Regions from separate parts of the Homo sapiens genome. Here region 1 is linked to region 2. The links are chromatin contacts, found by Hi-C in ENCODE. All regions are on one chromosome and are shown on one strand. Each heading gives the region's core, a stretch centred on a gene start or an enhancer-like site at or near the end of the contact. The rest is flanking DNA. Distances are from core to core; before and after follow the strand shown. Region 1 holds the start of LINC01537 (long intergenic non-protein coding RNA 1537). Region 2 has its middle 51 kb from the start of LINC01537.

Region 1 (4,933 bases), core at 292-2,791, 51 kb after region 2:
TCTGCTGGAGCCTCCTCTGACTGGAATATCTAGAAAAGAAGCAGCCCTAGGCATCTCCCTGGATTGTGAGCCACCCATCCTAGGGACTGGGGAGAGAAAGTGCTAGGATGATGCCCACGGGGACCTGGCTGGCCCCTCCTCACTGAATCAACTCACATCAGGAGTTTGTGCACAGGTGAAATGGGAGGCAGTGACTGTCCAAGCACTCCTCTCCAACCCAGTTCTCACTTTTATCTCTCCCTGCTCCCAGCGCACCCCAGGCTGCCGTGGAAAAATTAAGTGAGAAACTGAGAATGATAGTGAGAGAAATCTGTCACAGCTGACTGCATCTTCCTTCTAACCTCACAAGCACATCGTCTGCTCATTCCTGGGCACAGGCCAAGCCAACTATGGGAGGAATTTAGTTTATAGTTTAATTTTAAAACAAAAATGAGGCTGGGTGCGGTGGCTGACACCTGTAATCCCAGCACTTTGGGAGGCCGAGGCAGGCAGATCATGAGGTCAGGAGATTGAGACCACCCTGGCTAACACGGTGAAACCCCATCTCTGCTAAAAATACAAAAAATTAGCTGGGCATGGTGACGGGCACCTGTAGTCCCAGCTACTCAGGAGGCTGAGGCAGGAGAATGGCATGAACCCGGGAGACAGAGCTTGCAGTGAGCCGAGATCGTGCCACTGCACTCCAGCCTGGGCGACAGAGCAAGACTCCGTCTCAAACAACAACAACAACAACAACAAATGATGATAGCCTCTTCCTGAAACTAACCCCCTTTTTGCAAGGGGACCAAAACTGCCTTTATAAAACTTTATAAAACTAACAAATTGTCCATAAGTTTAGAATTATGGCTTAGAAGTTATGAAGCCAAAGGTCACAAGATTTGTAACCTCCCCAATTGCTCCTATAGATAACACCACTATTGTAAAACCTAAGACCGGTATTTGAGATATTTTTCAGACCTTGCATTCTGAGGAACCAGATGTTACCACCCAGACCAGTAACCTAAGTCAGGAAACTGACTCAACCAGTCCTGTGACCCCCACCCAGGAACTGACTCAGTGCAAGAAGACAGCTTCAACTCCCTGTGATTTATTCTTCAACATTCCCCATTTCCTAGTCCCCTGCCCACCAAACTATACTTAATAAACCCTACCCTCCAAATTCTCAGGACGGCAGATTTGAGAAACATCTCCTGTCCTTGGCTGGCCCTGTGATTATTAAACTCTTTCTTTGCTGCAGCACCTGCTGTTCTCAGTGCATTAGTCTTTCTGGGCAGCAGGCAAGAAGAACTTGTTGGGCTATAACACTGTTGTCTTTTCCTAGAATCCTATGCATCCCAATCAGTTCTGTAGTTCTCCCAGGGGTGATTTAGGGATTGAGAGTGGCAGCCATCTTGGCAGGATGTTGCCACACCTCCCATTCTCACATCTGACCCACCAGTCCCCAAACTTGATGTTGTGCTTTGTTTCCTGTATGGACTGATCTTGGTATTCCCTCAGAGAAAAATCTGGCTGTGCCGTCTATCAGACTTCATTCCCACACAGCTGCCCAGACACAGGGCAGCCTTCCTCTCAGAACATCTTCTGTATCCTGAAAGCCTCCAGTGGGTTCATCCTTCAAGTTAATGGACAGGAAAACTAAGACCAGTGAGGAATCCCAACACTCATCCTGCCAGGATAGAAAGGAAAGCCCAGAGGCATTGCAAAGAGTGCTGAAGAGCAGGGATTCGCTGTATGGGGACAACTCTTGCTTTGTGTTTCAGGACAGGGAACCCAGGAGTGCAAACCTCAGTCAGGTAAGAGGCCTGCCCTGACATCCTTGATCCTCCCACACCACCCATGCTGCCTCCTCCCCTGATTTCCCATGCCCCTTCCTTCATTCCTGCCCCAACCCTGATTCTCCCTTCTCTCCCCAGGTGCAGTCCAGAGCCTGTCTTGAGCATAATGGCTGCTCTGCTCTGCCCCCGACCCTCACCACCTCCAGCGGGGTTCATCATCCCAGTTTATGGACAGAAAAACTAAGACTAGAGGGGGAGGGCTTAGCTCCTGCTCGGAGGAGACCTTCAACTCCTTCACCTGCCTGGACTTGGCACCCTCCCAAGAGACTGCAACCAAGGTTATGAAAATAGCATCTACTCACCATCCTTCCTCAGCACACCCCCAACCAATCCACCCCTCAGTCCCACCCCTGTCTCAAGGAGACTGAGCCCCGAGAAGCACAGCCTCCTGCACCTCCTCACCTCCCAGCCTGCCTTCCTGGTCTATCTGCAATGTCCTCAAGTCCTTTCCCGTCCTCCTCATCCAAACTCCAAGACCTGCCTCACCTCACCCTCCTCCAGGAAGCCCCCTTCATGGTCTGGGTTCACTCCCTGTCATGACGTCCGCCCTCACCAGCACAGCACCAAGCCTTGCAATGCTCTCTAGTAGTTATTTCCTGCACAGAGAAGGGGTGAGGGAAGCATCATTTCTGCCTATCCCTGTTCACACGCAAGGCTGGCTCTGCCTTCCCAGGGACCGTTCTGCAGAGGGAGACCGCTCATCAGGCAGGTACCACCTCCAGGGATCTCACTAAGGTAGAACTGATGGGCCTCAGTTCTGTTCAGAGAACAGCTATACAGGCTGGAGGCCTCCAAGAAACAGTTTCCATTTTCCCTGAGGAGTCTGTATGGATGTGTACTGTACAGGGTATAGGCTGTATGGAGTCTGCAGGTAAACATGCCTGTGTGTCAAAGAATGAGTCTGTATGGGTGTGTACTGTACAGGGTATATGCTGTATGGAGTCTGCAGGTAAACATGCCTGTGTGTCAAAGAATGAGCATGTGTGTGTGTGCATGTGTCAGCATGAGAATGCCTCTGTGTTTGTGAGTGTGAGAGGGTCATATAGGTGCAGCATTCTGTTGATGGAGAGTCAAACTCTGTAAAAAAAAATTTTTTTTTTCTTTAGATGGAGTCTCACTCTGTCACCCAGGCTGGAGTGCAGTGGCGCGATCTCGGCTCACTGCAACCTCCGCCTCCCGGGTTCAAGCAATCCTCCCTGCCTCAGCCTCCCAAGTAGCTGGGATTATAGGCACCTGCCACCACGGTCGACTAATTTTTGTATTTTTTAGTAGAGACTGGGTTTTCGTCATGTTGGTCAGGCTGGTCTTGAACTCCTGACCTCATGTGATCCACCCACCTCCGCCTCCCAAAGTGTTGGGATTACAAGCGTGAGCCACTGCACCCAGCCTGTAAAATATTTTAAGAGATTTATTCTGAGCCAAATATGAGTGACCGTGGCCTGTGACACAGCCCTCAGGAGGTCCTGAGAACATGTGCCCAAGGTGGTCGGGATACATCTTGGTTTTATGTATTTTAGGAAGGTATGAGACATCAATCAAATACATATAAGAAATACATTGATTTGGTTCAGAAAGGCAGAACAACTCAAAGCGGGGGGCTTCCAGGCTATAGGTAAATTTAAACATTTTCTGGTTGACAATTGTTTGAGTTTGTCTAAAGACCTGGGATCCATAGAAAGGAATGTTCAGTTTAAAGATAAAGGATTATAGAGACCAAGTTTTATTGTGCAGAGGAAGCTCTCAGATAGCAGACTTCAGACAGAGCAAGTTGTAAATTGTCTCTTATCGGACTTAAAAGGGTGCCTGGCTCTTACTTAGTTGATTATCTCCTGGATCTGGAAAGAAAGGAAGGAAAACAAAGGCGGAAGGGGAATCTCTATAGAATGTGGATTTTTCCCACAAGAGACTTTGCAGGGCAATTTCAAGGTATGGCACGGAAATATATTTTGGGGTTAAATATTTTTTTCCTTGTCTCATAATGTTATGCCAGAGTCAGATTGAAAAGTAAATCACAACATATAGGGTCAAATAAAACCCATCTGATGAGAATGTATGGTTTGTAGGGCATGACTTCCTAGACCTCTTAGGTAGGAATCTGGGTAAGACAGAATATCAGACTTAGTCCTCAATTCCTAATGCAAAGTTCTGAGATCCAAAATGCTCCAAAATCTAAAACATTTTTTAGCACCGACATAATGCCACAAGTGGAAAATTCCACACTTGCTTCAATGTGCACAAACTTTGTTTCATGCATAAAATTATTCAAAATATTATATAAAACTGCTTCAGGCTGTGTGTATATAAAACATAAATGGATTTCCTGTTTAGCCTGGGGTCTCATTCCCAAGATATCTCATTATGTATATGCAAATATTCCAAAATCCGAAAAAAATCTTAAATCTGAGACACTTCTGGCCCCAAGCATTTTGGATAAGGGATACTCAACCTGTAGGTGAATGGACAGGAGTGAGACTACCAACCACCGTCCCCCCCGTCCCCGCCGCGTCCCCCTCACCCCACCCCACCCCCTCCCATATCCTTCTCTGACCTCTGGGGAGGTGAGGACAGCGAGGGCTGGACACCACCTGGTGGCCCTGAGCTGCACTACAAGCCACCACCACCCCACTCTTTTCTCCCTGCCCCCTACTCCAACTCACACACACACAGACACACACATGCACACACACAGTTGATCCCAGCTCTCAGCTCTTTCTCTGGGGCTTCAACCCACTTTGTGCTCACCATCCCAATGCCCTACAATAGTCTTGCAAAGACTGAAGATGGAGACCCCGTCCTTCTGAGTCTCCTTTCCCTATCCCAGAGGAGGAGAAAGGAATCAGACAGCTCTCGGAGGGGAATCAGACAGGTAGGGCTCAAATCCTAACCTTGGTGCATTACTTAACCTCTCCAAACCTTAGACAACTTGGCTGCAGAATAGACTAATGGTATCTGCTAGAATCATTGTGAAATTTAAATAAAATGCAAAATGAAACCATTAAGTTGGGAGAGCAGGACAGCTACAGGAAGCCAATGGGGTCAAGCCTTGTGTTCTGTAACCTGGTGAGGGCTGTCCTCAGGCTCTGTGCAGAGCCTCCTCC
Region 2 (4,798 bases), core at 854-3,353:
GAGACATTGGTATTAGGATGGGGCTGGGAGACGATCTGAGGGTTGGGGTGACTGAGGTAGGGGGCTTATATGTCAAGAGGCAAAGTCTAGTTCTGTGCAAGAAATATTCCATGTAGAGAGGTGGGGTCAGATCTGGAAAAAGGAAAACAGCTAAAAGGACAGGAATCTCTGTTGGTAACAAGTTTCCCAGTTGAGTTCTTATGCACTCAAACCTTGAGAACCACTGTGAGTAGAGGATAAGGAGCTGCTAAGTGATTTTAAAGTAGATAGGATGTAAAAGCAAAGTATTTTCTCATTAGCGGTGTCTTAACTCGGGGCCAGTCAAAATCTTCCTCCGGGGGATTTTAACAATTTAAGGAGGATAGCTCTAGTCTTAGAAATACTTAAAGAAGGCTGGGCATGGTGGCTCATGCTTGTAATCTCAGCACTTTGGGAAGCTGAGGCAGGAGGATCCCTTGAGCCCAGGAGTTCAAGACCAACCTGAGCAACATAGGGAGACCCGGTCTCTATAAAAATTTAAAAAATTAGCCGGGCATGGTGGTGTATGTCTGTAGTCCCAGCTACCCAGGAGGCTGAAGTAGGGGGATCACTTCAGCCTGGGAGGTCGAAGCTGTAGTGAGCCATGACGTGCCACTGTACTCCAGCCTGGGTGACAGAGCAAGACCCTGCCTCTAAAAAATAAAAGTCCTTAAACAAGGGTATATTAAATAGAAGCTTTTACAATTTTGCCTGAAGATCAAAGATTAGAATTTACTCCATATATAGAGACATTGGATAAATACAAATATTCATTACCCTAATGCTATACAATTTAAAAATTCTAAGAATCAATTAAGAATGTTAGAATAATATAATCAAAGTATAAGATGACTAAACAATTAAATTAAAAAGTAGTTATTTGAGGTATGTGTCAGACAGCAAAACTTTAAGTGGTGCTCAGATATTTTAGGTGGAAATTTTCTCATAGAGTCATATAATTTTCAAACACAGAAGACCAGTTTTTATCATTATAGCACATTTCAATTTGCAAAAAATTTCATTTGAACAGCCATGTTTATATTAATTTTGTATAGTGCTTTAGTTGTTCAATATTAGTGAAGAAATCTAAATTTTCACATAAAATCAAAATATGCCATGCTTAAAATTCCCAATCTTGCATTCTATAAAAAAAGCACTTATTATACAGAGAAAAATATAAAATTACTTCTTTTAGAATTAAGGAGAAATTTTAAATTTTTAGTTATAATTTCATTTAAGTCATTTTTTGAGGTTTAACAGTATTTAATACAAAGGCTCCCAAATTCAGAATACAAATTTTAGAAGAAAAACATCCATAGAATTATTACTATTATTTAATAAAAGAAAGCAGGATGTGGTTGGTTCAGACTTGGCCCCCATATTTTTGATTGCCCTAGAATCATGCTGACTCTGTGACAGGATTAAATTTGATTAAAAAAAATTATTTCAAGGGTACCATTCTTGGCTGGGTGCAGCGGCTCATGCCTGTAATCCCAGCACTTTGGGAGGCCAAGAGGGTGGGGATCAACTGAGGTCAGGAGTTTGAGACCAGCCTGGCCAACATGGCGAAACCCCGTCTCTGCTAAAAATACAAAAATTAGCTGGGTGTGGTGGCACACACCTGTAATCCCAGCTACTTGGGAGGCTGAGGCAGGAGAATCACTTGAACCCAGGAGGCAGAGGCTTCAGTGAGCCGAGATTGCGCCACTGCACTCTAGCCTGGGGAACAAAGCGAGACTCCATCTCAAAAAAAATTACCATTTTTTAGAACTTGAAACATAATTTTTATTCAATGCAATATATTCCTATCAATTATGGCTCCCCAAGTGCTTTTTGTCTGAAAGAAATTCTTTACCTACCATATTCATAGAATTTTCACAATTAGACATCAATTTCAGTATATTCTTAATGCTTCCGGCTAGACTAGGATTCTTTGTCATCCCCGACTTTCTGCAGTGTAGGGAACTGGGAAAGCTGCAAACACTCAAATTGTTGTTGTGGGCTGGTTGGGGTTCTTGACTTTGCCATACAAAAGAATTTGAGAGCAAGTCCGTAGTAAGAGTAGGCAAAGAAGTTTATTGCAAAGTGAAAGTACACTCTGAGAGGCAAAGGAGGCTGCTTAAAACTAGAGACAGCAACTAGTGCCTGAGGAGCGATTCCTTTTGTACTGACAACTTTGAGAGATATTCAGAAGTATTGACTTAAATTTGAGCCCCATGTTAACACAACTTTGAGAAGAATTTTTTTAAAAGCATTTGTGAAAGGACTTGCAATATTTCTCTATGGGAAAGTAAAATGTTAGGGGTTAGGAAGTATCTGCCAAAACGTAGTCTGTTTCTCTCACTGGCAGTCTGCATGACACGTGGCTCTGCCTATTACCAGGATGGATTGTTTTAATACCAGTGCCCTACCCGGAGCCAGATGTCAGAGTCACCTCATCCCTGGTGCAGGACCCAGGCAAAGCTCTTTACAAGGACTCCTGGTTAACTGTTCAGGAAGCAGTGTACATAGGAGCCTAGACTTCCAGATTTGAAGTAGGGATTCATTAACACAGAACGGATGCATCAGCACACTCACAATGAAACTTATGTTCACACTTCACATTGTCTTATGTTTATTTGCAGTTATTTTTGAACTTGAAGATGGCATATCTTCCAGCCATAGCAGTTCACTTCTTCATGTTAATTTGGTGGCTAACACAACAGATAATATCTACCACCCACTCCCAACCTACATCCTGCTAATCTTGCTTTTCTCACATCTTGGAGACAATAGAGTTTGCAGAGTTGAGTCTGTGGCTAGAGCTGGTCAGAGAGCATGAATCTGAAAGATATTTCTAAAATAGCACCAGTAGGCCAAGCAGGGTGGCTTACGCCTATAATCCCAGCACTTGGGAGGCCAAGGCAGGCAGATCACTTGAGGTCAAGAGTTAGTGAAAATACAAAATCAGCGGGGCATAGTGGTGCACACTTGTAATCTCAGCTACTCAGGAGGCTGAGGCAGGAGAATCACTTGAACTCGGGAGGCAGAGGTTGCAGTAAGCCGAGATCATGCCACTGCACTCCAGCCTGGGGAACAAAGCAAGACTCTGTCTCAAAATAAGAAAAAAAAATAGCACTACTAAACAGAACAGTCACAAAGCTTAGCTTTTCTCTTTATACTACTAATAGTGTCATAAGATGGTTCATACATGTGCCATACATGAGTCCTATGAGGGGAACCTGTGAAATTTCATACTGAGCTAAAGCCCATGCTGTGGGCTCTGGGCAGCTTGCAACACACTTTCCCAGCAGGTCAAGGGCCTCTACTCCTTCTTTTTTTTTTTTGAGATGGAGTCTCGCTCTGTTGCTCAGGCTGGAATGCAGTGGCACAATCTGGGCTCACTGCAACCTCCACCTCCCAGGTTCAAGCGATTCTCCTGCCTCAGCCTCCTGAGTAGCTGGGATTACAGGTGCATGCCACCAGGCCTAGCTAATTTTTTTTTTGTATTTTTAGTAGAGACAGGGTTTCACCATATTGGCCAGGCTGGTCTTGAACTCCTGACCTCAGGTGATCCACCCACCACGGCCTCCCAAAGTGCCAGAATTACAGGCGGGAGCCATCACACCCGGCCTCTACTCCTTCTTAACAGGTGACCAGCCTGGGACAGCCAGCCAAGCTGGACATGGCTGACAATGTGTTTGATGACCAGTGCGTGGGTTGTGTTGAAGAAATGGAGAAAAGGGTGCCCCAGCTGTTAAAAGAAGAACTGAGAGTGAATACAAATTTAAACATTGACTAGAAAAAGTCGGAAACATGGAAGCAACTCAAAAACAAAATAAGCTATTCTGAAAAACTCAGTGATTTCCATGAAACAGCTCTAGTGGCCTATACTGGGAACACTGCAAATGATTGTAACAAAGCTGTAAGAGAATTCCTTCAAAATTCACACAACTTTCAGTTTAAAGCCTTCCATTATTATCTGACAAGTGCTCTTCAGCTTCTCACTACAGGGAATTGTAACAGAGTTTACAGAGGCTCTAAAACCAAATTTGATTACAGTGGGGAAGGGAATGTATGATTTGGGCAATTTACTTCATCATCTTCATCTCGAAATGTATCTGTGTCACCACCATTTCTTGGTGAAGAGGGGACACTATTTATCATCACAACCTGCCTGGGTGTTAAAATCAAAAACTTCTCTTTCTATCCTCATGAAGAAGTGCTAATTCTTTTTTGAGAGTATAAGGTGTATCAGAAAGTTACCATTAAACAAACAAATAAAAAACACAATAAAATTTTGCTTGAAAGTTCTAAGAAAATAAGGAGTAACTTCAATTGTTTCTGCGATGGTTCTACTAAAAATCCCAGAAAACAAGACAGCAATTTCAACAGCTCAGGTGAGTCTGGGTCTGCATTGGAGGTGCGAGTGGTGGGGCCATCATGGAATGGAGGAGGGGATGCCCTCCTATCAGATGCAGCCAGGGCACAGAACCCTGGGCCTCCAATCAACTGCTGAAATGTATTAGGTTCCTGAAAGGACTGGGCTAATGTCCCAGAATAGAGAGCAGAGCCCAGGCACAGAGACACAGTGAAATGGGAAAGGTTCTTTTGTCCCCCTAACAGGGCATGTGACAGGGGAAATTGCTTGCTTCTTCAGTACTCCACTGCTCAAACCTCTAGGGGAGCATATAGATGGGCAGGTGGTGGGGCTCTGACCCCACAGCAGTGTCTAGGGGTGAATGTTTACAGCTCCTGAAGCCCCAGTGGGCCTGTGTTACAGGGTGTTCTTTTAGTTTTG

What was found. Hi-C counts contacts between places; a loop is a spot of excess contacts on that map. Pooled maps may share reads with other maps.
Region 1: a map of natural killer cell shows a loop between it and region 2 (4-fold over the local background). The contact joins the promoter of LINC01537 here to the enhancer-like site in region 2. A Hi-C loop is called at or near these places in 2 of 168 maps with a recorded cell type or tissue (chondrocyte and natural killer cell) and 4 of 50 pooled maps.

What each region holds. Positions count from the first base shown.
Region 1 is chr11:72,569,115-72,574,047 of GRCh38, forward strand. LINC01537 (long intergenic non-protein coding RNA 1537) reads left to right here and starts at 1,542. Exons shown (of 2, transcript NR_126364.1): 1 at 1,542-1,793; 2 at 1,914-4,108.
Region 2 is chr11:72,517,293-72,522,090 of GRCh38, forward strand. It overlaps the pseudogene ART2P. Among named protein-coding and RNA genes, the nearest start is that of LINC01537, 51 kb to the right of the region's middle. Within about 2 kb of position 2,104, at least 3 of the 41 ENCODE cell types and tissues checked have a DNase peak (open chromatin) inside an H3K27ac peak, as active enhancers do; they include natural killer cell, where a contact is called at or near this core.